2 separate regions of the Homo sapiens genome follow, and region 2 is linked to region 1. A link is a contact called in ENCODE Hi-C or POLR2A ChIA-PET data. All regions are on one chromosome and are shown on one strand. Each heading gives the region's core, a stretch centred on a gene start or an enhancer-like site at or near the end of the contact. The rest is flanking DNA. Distances are from core to core; before and after follow the strand shown.

Region 1 (5,979 bases), core at 1,369-3,868:
GCTGCCAAAACAGGAAGGAGAAAGAGACGAAAGAGACATTGGCTATGTTTCCAGCCTATGCAAATGCTTAGCTAACCTGGATAGCTTGCTGGGTGGAATTTCTTTCGTTATTTTTCTTTCTGCTGAACACCAAACATAAGGTACCTGACAAACAAGATGTAATATGACAAATAAGGTGTGTCTTTAGGTGTATTCCTGAATGAGTGGCCATCACACCGATCTTCAAGGAGGTTGTAATAAGGATTAAGAATCTAATACTATCATTTTGTGGCTGTTTATATCTGTCATGCATGGTATAATTATAGTGTTTCCCTTTCAAATGGCTCTTAATGTGTTTAGCCAAAGGGGAAAACCAAAGCAGTTGGTAAAAGTCAAATGCTTCACCATCTGTCTCTATCACATTTCCCTGGTTGTAGTTCCAGCAGCCCTGCCTGGGAGGACTAACTTCTTTTTACAAATAGGTCAAATCTATTAATTTTGGCCAACAGCCCTAGAAGTAAAGAAACACAGTGGCTTTCTCCCCCCTGCTCTTTCTTCCTACTTAAGAAATTCTTATCAAATAATAATGCTAATAGTAAAAACAGTACTTCTCTTGAGGGTCCTTCCAGAATTGTCTATGCAGAAACAAAGTTATGTGTATATAAATATAAACACTTAACAAACTCACACAGAATCATCCTACATACATGCATCCTGTTCTTGTTTCGCTTCATATCATATCCTGAACATTTGCTTATATCAATAAGTAGAGATCTTTCCTCTTATTTTTTTAACAGCAACATAGTCTATGCTGTTAATAGTCTAATGCTGTTAATAGTCTAATGCATAGTCTAATGCATCTTTTTTGACCAGTCTCCTACTGATGGGTCTACCCTATTTTTGATGGTTCCAACCAATGCCACGATGCAGATCTCAGTATATTTCTGGGAGTGAATGTTTATGATGAGCCTCTAGGCAAAAGGGTTTGCACAACAAAATAATCTTTTGTTGACAAAGACAAAGCAAGACAGAGGATGAGCTTCTGGATATAAGAATAGGATAAGAATGGGTATTATTTTAAGAAAGATTTTCCTAAAAACAGCCATCTGATAAGTTCTCCAGTCTGCCATTTTAAGTAGAGAGGTTTAAATAGCATTTGGGTTTTTGTTTGTTTGTTTGTTTGCCTTTTTTTTTTTAAAGTACCCAATGCAAATAGAAACTCCAATAGTGATATTGAGATCCAAAACTGACAAAGGCAGGGTTTGGTATTGAAAGAAGAATGAGAGACCTGAGGTAACTTACAGTTGGTCACAAAAACATACTGTGAGCATGGGCAAATCACTTTTTGGGATCCCAGCTTTCACATCTGTAAAAATAAAGTGTTGGAAGATGTTTAAGCTATTTTTTAGTCTGGTTTACTGTGATTTGTCTGCCACTTGAGACTTCCAGCAGTATTGTTCATGAGTGGATGCAGGTTAAACCTGCAAGCCGTGGCCCTGTGAACATGGGCTCTGGAGGTGAGGGGTCCAGCCTTTGTCCGGATTAGCATTGCTGGGAGCTGAGGGGCAAATAAGATATTTTAGGAGAGCAGTTTTTAGGAGAGCAGTTTCTTGTTTCCCATATTGTCTCCATCATTTGGTCCCAGACATTTTACTCATGTGCTTCAGAAGTAATTTGAGCCAATACTTTGTTAATTCAACCCTGAATTCAATCTTCCATAGCAGGAAGCAACCTTAGGAATGACAGCAGGTCAGGGCTGCTCCTATAGTTTGAGGGACTTCTGTTTTTCTGTCTTGGAGTCTGATTTCCAGGAAGAATTTCACTGAAATGGGTACCTTAGTATTTACAAACCTAGCACAGATGGATTGACCATTGACATTTCCTGGGTTCTTTTTCTAAGCCCCTTACTTAAACAATTAATACCTTGAAATCTTTTAAAAGACCACTGCCTTTTAAGACCATTGTGAGTATATTAATACCTCCATATTTTCAGTTTAGCCTGATGTTGGGTAAAATGTAAATGCACAACAAATGATAGCAACTATTACCATTATTATAATGACAGAAGACGGGCAATTTTGCAAGAGCCAATTAGGATAAGTATCAGGCCCTAAAAGATTTCCAAATATATCAGTAAGATTGATGAAAATCAGGAAGAAGACCACTTCTTTATCTCAAATAATATGAAAAAGTTTCAGTCCCCAGAATATTCTCTTGAAAGCCCTAAAATGTACATGGAGATCTTTCCCAGTAAACCCAAATTAGGCATTAACTCCTCTCACTTTTCATTTATCATGAGATTTAACAAACTTAAGGATTTGTCCACAGCAAAACCACTCCACACTTTGGGTTTTCCCTAAAAACTCAGATTATCAGGGAAATCAAACCAAAAGGAACTTCAAATTCATCCTAGATCATGGACTGTTCCTTGTAGAACCTACTGCTTGATATGAAGTTTGATTTGGATTTGTTTGAACAGGAATAAAAACTGAGGTAAAGGAAAGGCTACAATAACTCCAATAGAAGTAATGAGTTACTAAACAGTTTAATGAGTTTTGGAGGCCCCTGAAATTTGGGTTCCTGAAATGAATTCTCTCAGACAGTAGACAAATGACTCACCAACTTTGGCCATCGAGGCGGGCTGAGTCATCTAAAGTCAGCTGAATCACCTGCTTTCAGCTCTGTTTTATAAGAATTGGGGCTGGCTGGATATTTCTGTCCCTCTGATTGCAAGTATTAAGCATTTAAAAAAACAGAGAATATGATGTCCTTCTTAGGAAAACCACACAAATTGCTCATGCACAGATGGACTGCATTAGTGAAAACAGATTAGTAATTGCTTTTAGTTCCTGATGATGAAAAAGTGGCTCTGAACACCTACCTCGCTGGATTCTTTACTCACCAGATAAACCAAGTGATACTTGATGACGATCCAGATTTGGATTTAAGAAGCAGAAGGTCAACTCCACAGAGCTCCAAGTCAGGTTGAGAGCATCCTGAGATGGCATCGGTAGAGCTTGCCTTTAAATCCTGGACCCCAATCCAGGCCAAACACACATTATGATTGGAGTTAAAAAAAATGTTTTCACAACAAGGAAATATTGAAATAAGTCAGCTAACATTTTCATTTGGAAATACAGAGGAAGTTAAGGCGTTTTGGGGGTGCTTAGTTTCCTTGTGTGTATTTTTATAGTTTTTTAGTGGGATGGAGATTTAGTGGAGGCAGGCTGGTACAAGGGAAAGAATCCAGGTCCAGGAACTGAAGATTCTTAGTGAGCTGTGTGACCCAGATGTACTTTCAGGGCTTTCTCAGACTTAGTTTCTTCTGCTAGTAAATGAAAATGTGTGTGTTAGTGTTTCCTAAACCTGCTTGAACATAAGGATCACCTGGGGCACGTGTTAAAAAAATCTGAATGCACTTGGCCTCACCCAAACCTGTCGGAATCCGAATCAGCAGGGTGAGGCCTGAGAATTGATATTTTAACCAGCACCTTGGGTGATTTTTTTGTTCAGACAAGTTTGGGAAACATTGAATTAGATAATCAGTAAGATATGCTTCGGGTCTAAGATTGCTCAGTGGTGCTTCAACACAGCAAACCTTATTTTTTTTTTCTCCCTGTAAATTGGAGAAACAACAATCAAATGAAAAACAAATCAACTGATGGGTGGAGAGGTTTTGGTGGGGCTAATGTGCAACTTTATCACAATGCTTACAAACGTTTGTGGGTATACTTAACCTCAGGTGCTCAAGGACTGTGTGTTGTCCCTGCTCTAAATTGATACTTCCTCTTAGGAAGGGCCTGAACAATTCATTCATCCTAGAATGAAGAGCCTTCTTGCATTTTCTCTCTGGCATATTAATATAATTAGATGTCGGTGGGACTGAGACTAGCAGGGAAAGCACTGAAAGCAGTCAATGACTTTACCTACTTGGAAGACTGCACGGAACCGGCTCCACTTGAAGTAGGAAAGCCTGCCTCAGAAGGACAGTGAAATAGGACATTTCTCCCCTAAGCAAGGAAGTATACTGGAAATCAGAACAAAATTAGTGTTGTCATTGCAGAGTGCAAGCTCTGGGCAGCCTCCTTAAGCTGTTTTAATCTCTTCTCACAAAGTCATCTGCTAACAAGGGACATTAGAATAACCTCATTCAGAAGAGTGAAAACTCATCAATCATACATTTCTTCTTTTAGTATTCAGTATTATTTATTGAGGAAACTTATTTATTCATGTCTTCAACATTACTTCTTGAATCCTCCCATGCATCAGACACTGTTTCAGACCCTCTGGATACAGCAATGAACAAGATGGGTTCCTGAATGCATGGAGCTTGAATTCCAGAAGCAGAGATAGACAATAAAATCTGACAAATAAATAAGACCATTTCAGAGGGTGGAAAGGGGTATTTTGGAAACTAAATAGAGAAACCAACTTAAAGAATGACTGGCTAATGACAGACTAAGAAAGATCTTAGTTTATAGGACTTGCTGAGATTTGGGAAGGACTATTTAGACATGATCTTCTTCACTCACAGATGAGCATGTGTCTCTGCATTGGTGGGTGAAATAATTGAGGTCCAGGGAGGATAAAGGACTGACGAAGGAAATGGCAAGACCAGCACCCAGGTCTAGCGTTTGGAGGTAAATTTTTTTCTGATAAACTTAACCTTCTGAATAATACTCCCAAGAAGAAGGTTTCATTTTTTGCCTCACACATGCCTGAGATATATTTATCTGAGTCCTTTTGTATTCAACACTAGCTCTGGTTTAAGTGATGAAAAAGGTTAGAGATCTGGAATAGTGCAAGGCTCTCCACCCTAAATGCTGCAGAATGTTAGTAGCCCATTTTCAGGAGATTAAAGGATAACACTCGGCCAATAATAGCAAGATACCATAGACTTTTAATATCATCTGACAAAGACTATGGAAAAATGGCTTGTTCCCAATCAAGGGAGATCTATAATGGCTTGATCATCAGAAATGAAAAATCAATCCCAATTCTCATCCATTCTTTTAGCTACCATGCATATTATTTTTACCATGGATATTTACAGCTACATTTCCATCCAGACTTCTGGCAATGCCTAAATTCTTCCATAACAAGAAAACAAACTCATTTCTTTTAAAAACCAGTCTCTTCCCCATAGGCAAAGTGGATAAACAGCCTACTCAAATTTGATGTCATTATCTGAAATATCTAGCAAAAGACTAGTTGTATAAAAAATGATATTTCAGCATTGGTGCAAAAGAAGGCTACCCATTCTGACAGTTCTGTGGTATTTTGTCCTTTTAACTTAATGCTTGGAATGTAGGATTTCACACCTGAGACTCTTCAAAATTTTTACTTCATGGGTATTTGGTTTTTTTTGTAATACCGTAATACTTTAAGACTGTTACTTTTCTTTCTTATTCAGCCTTACTGATGCACTGGTCTGAACGTCTTTGTGAGTTTCACTTATATATATATAAAGGAGCCACCACCATCTAATGTATTATAAAAGATACTATAATTAGCGTGTAACTGGCAATCCCACCAGGCAAGCAAGCAATTTTCCAGGCCATGGGAATTTTCTTCTAGACAAATAGGAAAGTTCCAACAGCCATATAAATTAAATAGGGTAAAAAGTTGGTTAACTGGTACTAAAGTAACTAGAACCCTTAATTAAACTAAGTGATTATTTTGGGGAAGTTAAAAGAGGGTACAGGGAATCATTCTTTATATTTAGGAGAAAAAAAAGCCACTGGCAAAAAAATAAATAACAATTGAGATTTAGTTACACAATAAAATTATAGAACATATCCAGATTTGTAATAACACATAAAAATATAATGCTAAAAAGGATAATTTTGATGCTTTACAAGACCTTAGTTGTTAATTAGGTTCATTATTTCATTAAGGCAGGAAGATTTTCACCAAGAAATTTTTATTCACTAAGAAATGAATATTTCCTGAAGCCTTTTGAATCTTGCCAGCACCCTTCATGACCAACATCATTGCACT
Region 2 (5,884 bases), core at 149-2,648, 94 kb after region 1:
CATTTTTTAAAAAATTCTATTTTCTTTGTCTTTGTTGGATTGGGTTAATTTGAAAACCTGTTTTTGAGCTCTGAAGTTCTTTCTTCTGCTTGTTCGATTCTGTTGCTGAGACTTCCCAGTGTATTTTGCATTTCTCTAAGTATGTCCTTCATTTCCAAAAATTGTGATTGTTTTCTATTTATGCTATTTCACCGAAGATTTTTCCCTTCTGTATTAGTCCATTTTCATACTGCTACGAAGAAATACCCAAGACTTGGTAATTTATAAAGAAAAAGAGGTTTTATGGACTCACAGTTCCACATGGCTGGGGAGGCCTCACAATCATGGCAGAAGGCAAAGGAAGAGCAAAGGCACATCTTACATGGCTGCAAGAAAGCATGTGCAGGGGAATTGCCCTTAATAAGACCATCAGATCTCATGAGACTTATTCACTATCATGAGAACAGCATGGGAAAAACTCTGCTCCCATGATTCAATTACCTCCCACTGTGTCCCTCCCATGACACATAGGGATTATGGGAGCTACAATTCAAGATGAGATTTGGGTGGGGACACAGCCAAACCATATCACCTTCATTTCCTGTATCATTGTTTTGGTTTCATTAAGTTGGACTTCATCTTTCTCTGGTGTCTCCTTAATTTGCTTAATAATCGACCTTCTGAATTTTTTTTCTGGCAATTCAGAGACTTCTTCTTGGTTTGGATCCATTGCTGGTGAGCTAGTGTGATCTTTTGGAGGTGTTAAAGAAACATGTTTTGTCATTTTACCAAAACTGTTTTTCTGATTCCTTCTCATTTGGACAGACTATGTCAGAGGGAAGATCTGGGACTCAAGAGCTGCTGTTCAGATTCTTTGTCCCAAGGGGTGCTCCCTTGATGTAGTGCTCTCCCCTTCCCCTAAGGATGTGGCTTCCTGAGAGCCAAACTGCAGTTATTTCTCTTCTGGATGTAGCCACTCAGTGGAGCTACTGGGTTCTGGGCTGGTACTGGGGAGTGTCTGACCAAAGTCCTGTGATGTGAACCATTTTCATGTCTACCATCTTCAGGTGTCTCAGTCTTGGATACCAGCACCTGTTTTGGTGGAGTTGGCAGGGGAGTGAAATGGATTCTGTGAGGGTCCTTAGTTGTAGTTTTGTCTATTGCACTAGTTTTGTATTTGTTGGCCTCCAGCCAGGAGGTGGCACTTTCAGGGGAGCATCAGTTGCCATAGTATAGGGAGGATCAAGGCAGTGGGTGGAGCCCTAGAGCTCCGAAGAGATTATGTCCTTTGTCTTTGGCTACAAGGGTGGGTAGAGAAAGACCATCAGGTCGGGGCAGGGTTAGGCCTGTCTGAGCTCAGGCTCTCCTTGGGTGGGGCTTGCTGCAGCTGCTGTGGGGTATGGGGATGTGGTTCTCAGGCCAGTGAAGTTATGTTCCCAGGGGGATTGTAGCTGCCTCTGATGTGTCATGCAGGTCACCAGGGAAGTCGGGGAAAGCTGGCAGTTACAGGCTTCACCTAGCTCCCATGCAGCCCAAGAGGCTGGTCTCACTCCCACCATGCCCCCACCAACAGCACTGAGTTTATTTCCAGGCAGCCAGTGAGCAGGGCTGAGAACTTGCCACAGGCTACTAGCCTTTTAGCTGAGAAAGCAAGCAGGGCTTTCAGGTCTTGTGCCTCCCTGCCTGCTGCGGCTTCTGTGCTGTGTATCCACTCCCGATTCACCTCCTCCCCCAGTTTCTATCGAGGAAATTTGTGTTCAGTTGAAATTGTTACAAAGTTCAGCTGGAAGTTTCTTTCTCCCTGTGGTCTTTTCCCAGTTCCTCTGGCAGCCCTTCCCAAGGATCTCTGTGAGACTAAGTCAGAAATGGCTTCCCTGGGGACCGAGAGAGCCCACAGGGCTCTTCCCACTACTTCTACCCTTGTATTTTGCTTAGCTCTCTAAATTTGTCTCAACTCTAGGTAAGATCAAATCCTTCTCCCATTATCTGGACCTTCAGTTTCCCCCGTGAAGGTGTGTGTTCAAGGGCAGACAATCCCCCTTTCACACTTTGGGCACTCACATTTTTTCAACCATCTTCTGGGGCCTGCAGGAGCAATCTGCTTCCTTCAAAGGGTCTGTGGATTCTCTAGGCTTTCCGGGTATGTTCCTGCAGTAGTTCTTGGAGTAAAAGTTTACAATGTGCATCTCCACAAGCTGCTCTGTCCATCTGAGTGGGAGCTGGAAGTTAGTCCTGCCTTCTATCCACCATTTTCCTGCTGTTCAAATAAATGCCTTTTCTTTATAAATTACCCGGTTTCAGGTATTTTGTTATAAGCAACAGAAAACAGACTAAGACAGACAGCTTTAACCATTACCAAGTTCTTCCTGCCATTAAGCTAAACTGATTCCTTGTAATGTCTTTCCTTTAGTTCTATTTGTGTCTGCTTGCTTATAATACATTTAGTGTTTCTTCTATTAAACAGTCCTTTAGCTATTTGAAGACAACTATGCTGTTTCCAGCCCTACTCTAGCCTCACTCCTAAACTTTCTCTTCTCTCGAATATTCAAAACCAGTTCCTCATACTGAACTTTAACAAAGATCAAGGTTCTGTTTGAGGCAGAAAAAAAAAAAAAAAGAACTGAAACAGTGACTCTTTTTTGTTTGACCACATCCTCTTGTTTATCTTGAAAATCAAGGTGGATAGACTATGAATGTGAGATGAAAAAAGCCAAAGAGGCTCTCTGTGTTACTATGATGACTACTCTGATCTGAGCCACTATTACTTCTTTCCTAGACTACTGCAATGTATTTCTAACTAATTACTAATTGCTATCTCTGACCTGTGTCCCTATCGTGAAGGTAAGAGTACTGACACACAGAGTCTCAATAGGTAATTTACTCAAGATAATGTCACATGTAAAAGAATTGACTCCAAGACTGTTTTCATCTATAGCCTGTAACAGAACTAATGATGGCCAATGAAATTATCACTTGGGTCTTGAATTTAATCTAGATGAGATGAAAATAGTGGCACTTTTGAAAATAATTTTAAAAGCATACTTAAGAGTTCTGGTTCCAAGGAAGATGGAGTAAGCACACTCCACCCCATCTCTCCTACTGAAGGCAGTTATAAATTCTGGACTGAATGCAAGGACCAGCTACTATGTGAAGTCTCTGAAAAATAAATGGTAGCATCCAGGTTGAGGAATAAGACTTGAATTCAAAGTCTGGTCAAATCATTTGTGAATTTACCGTGTTTTCCCTCCAGTATTACCTAGCCTAGACATGAAGGCAGCCTGCTATGGTTTGGATATTTGACCCCTCCAAACCTTATGTTGAAATTTGATTTCCAGTGTTGGAAGTAGGGCCTGATAGGAGGCATTTGAGTCATGGGGGCAGATCCCTCATGAATAGATTAATGTCTTCCCTGTGTAGACGGGTGAGTGACTTCTCAGTCTAATAATTTTCAGGAGAGCTGGTGGTTTAAAAGAGCCTGACATCCCTACCTCTTGCTTCTGCTCTCGCCATGTGATCTTTGCACACATCATTCACTTTGCCTTCTGCTCTAAGTGGAAGCAGCCTGAGACTTTTGCCAGATGCCCAACCTCCCAGCCAGCAGAATCATGAGCCAAATAAACTTTTTTTAAAAATAAATCACTCCATCTCAGACATTCCTTTATAGCAACACAAATAGACTAAGACACAGCCCAGCATCTGAAAGTGCACACTGGCTGCTGTCAGAAAGAGATTCAAGAGAAACTCTTCTGCTTTAAAGGACAAAGAAAGGGGGATGCATAGGGTAGAAAACAGTGGAGAATACTTTGGTATTTTTCCTTTTTCTACTACCCCAACCCCCAGGCATTATGGAAGTGGCAATTGTACAGTGATGACAGTGGTAGCTGAATAGATGCCTAAAATTCTGAAAGAGGGGAACCTTCCCCTGACCAGATGAGTATGGATCTAAGAGCATGGTGTGAATTCCCGTTGCTTTTTTTTTTTTTCTTCTCTGTCTTCATCACTTGACCTGGGACACAGATATTGTCACAAGAAGTGCCTTGCCGAGTAGAAAAAATAAAGCTTCAACTTCCTAGCTGGAGGCCCATGAAGGAGGTGCCAGGAAGCTAAAACATATCAATGAGATCACAGAGAGGTGGGAAGTCGAAAAGGCAATTCTATATTATTGTATCTGAATGCCTGAGATCACCATTGATGTGCCCGTGTATACATCTGAGCATACCATAGAGTTAAAAGACTTGGCCACAGGGTAGTACACATGGGGAACTGATCTGGATAACACAGGAAACATTTTAAAGTTAAAGTGATATTGAAAACATAGCTTATAGAAGGTAAGTCAGAACTTGTGGCCCAAACCTAGCCTAGACAACTGCCTGTTTAAACAAACAAAGAAAAATATTTCCCTTTGGATTGAAACTAGACTTAGAATCTCATAATATATTCTTCAAAACATCTAGGATTTAATCCAAAATTACTTATACAAAAATTCAAACAAGGCAAAAAATAAAATAAACAAACAAAAAAGGAAAATTCAACTCTCAAGGAAAAGATAATAACAAATGCCAACTCCAAGATGACAAAGATATTGGAATTATCTGTAAAATAAAGGGTAAACGTTCTTCAAACAAATGGAAAAGTGAAATATCTCAGCAAAAAAAATAGAAGATAGAAAGGAAAACCAAATAGAAATTTAAAAACTGAAAAATATACTGTCCAAACTAAAAAATTCACTGGATAGATCCAATAGCAGAACAGAGATAACAGAATAAAGAGTCAGTAAACTTAAAAATAGATTAATGGAAATTACACAAAATTTATTTATAATTATTAATATTATTAATAAATATTACACAAGAGGGAGAAAAAATTTTTTTAAATAAACAGAACCTTAGGGAGCTATGAGAAATACCAAAAGTTCTAACATCAATGTCATGTCATCAGTTTTACAAAGACACAACTAAGTGCGTGCGCCAGAAAAATCATTTAAAGTTACAATGGCTGAAAAGGTCCTAAATTTGGCAAAAAAAAAAAAAAAAAAAAACCATAATTTTTTATGTTCAAGAAGACTGGTGAATCCAAAATGGAATAAAACAAAAGAAATTCATGCCTAACACAGTATAATCAAACTGCTGAAAACTAAAGACAAAGAATAATCCTGAACAGCCAGATGAAAGCAATGTGCTTCATAAAGAGAAACAAGAAATCAAATATTTGTAAATTTGTTGTTAGAGTCCACCAAGGCTAGAAGCAAGTGATACAAGATTTTAAAGAGCTAAAAGAGGCCGGGCGCACGTGGCTCACGCCTGTAATCCCAGCACTTTGGGAGGCCAAGGAGGGCGGATCACGAGGTCAGGAGATGGAGACCATCCTGGCTAACACGGTGAAACTCCGTCTCTACTAAAAATACAAAAAAATTAGCCAGGCATGGCAGCGTGCACCTGTAGTCCCAGCTGCTGGGCGGGTCTGAGGCAGGAGAATGGCGTGAACCCGGGAGGCGGAGCTTGCAGTGAGCCCATATCGCGCCACTGCACTCCAGCCTGGGTGACAAAGCAAGACTCCATCAAAAAAAAAAAAAAAAAAAAGATCTAAAAGAAAGGAACAGCCAATTCAGAATTTATATCCACTGAAAATATTCCATATCCAGTGAATATGTTTCTTAGCTAAGAAAATTGTCACAAGCATAACTACTGTAAAAGAAATGCTAAAGGAAATTATTCAATGAAAAAAATTATATTAGAAGGAAACTTGGACATGGGGAATGAATGAAGGAATAATAACAGAAATGCAAAAAATTAGTAAACATAATAGGCTATTCTTTTTTTCTTAAGTTCTTTAAAATATAGATGATGATTGGAAACAAAAATTGCAGCCAAATATTTAATACATGTGAAAACTACATCACTAAAAA

The links. Hi-C counts contacts between places; a loop is a spot of excess contacts on that map. ChIA-PET counts read pairs that join two places held with the same protein, here RNA polymerase II (POLR2A). Pooled maps may share reads with other maps.
Region 2: a map of CD4-positive, alpha-beta memory T cell shows a loop between it and region 1 (2.7-fold over the local background). The contact joins two enhancer-like sites. A Hi-C loop is called at or near these places in 1 of 168 maps with a recorded cell type or tissue (CD4-positive, alpha-beta memory T cell), 6 of 37 single-sample maps with no recorded cell type and 12 of 50 pooled maps. POLR2A ChIA-PET finds 5 or more read pairs at or near these places in 3 of 52 experiments (CD4-positive, alpha-beta T cell, GM12878 and OCI-LY7).

What each region holds. Positions count from the first base shown.
Region 1 is chr10:62,430,698-62,436,676 of GRCh38, forward strand. It overlaps a transcript of ZNF365 not described here. Among named protein-coding and RNA genes, the nearest start is that of ZNF365, 59 kb to the left of the region's middle. Within about 2 kb of position 2,619, at least 7 of the 41 ENCODE cell types and tissues checked have a DNase peak (open chromatin) inside an H3K27ac peak, as active enhancers do.
Region 2 is chr10:62,526,058-62,531,941 of GRCh38, forward strand. No RefSeq gene overlaps it. Among named protein-coding and RNA genes, the nearest start is that of ZNF365, 150 kb to the left of the region's middle. RefSeq lists an enhancer at 1,274-1,493. Within about 2 kb of position 1,399, at least 5 of the 41 ENCODE cell types and tissues checked have a DNase peak (open chromatin) inside an H3K27ac peak, as active enhancers do.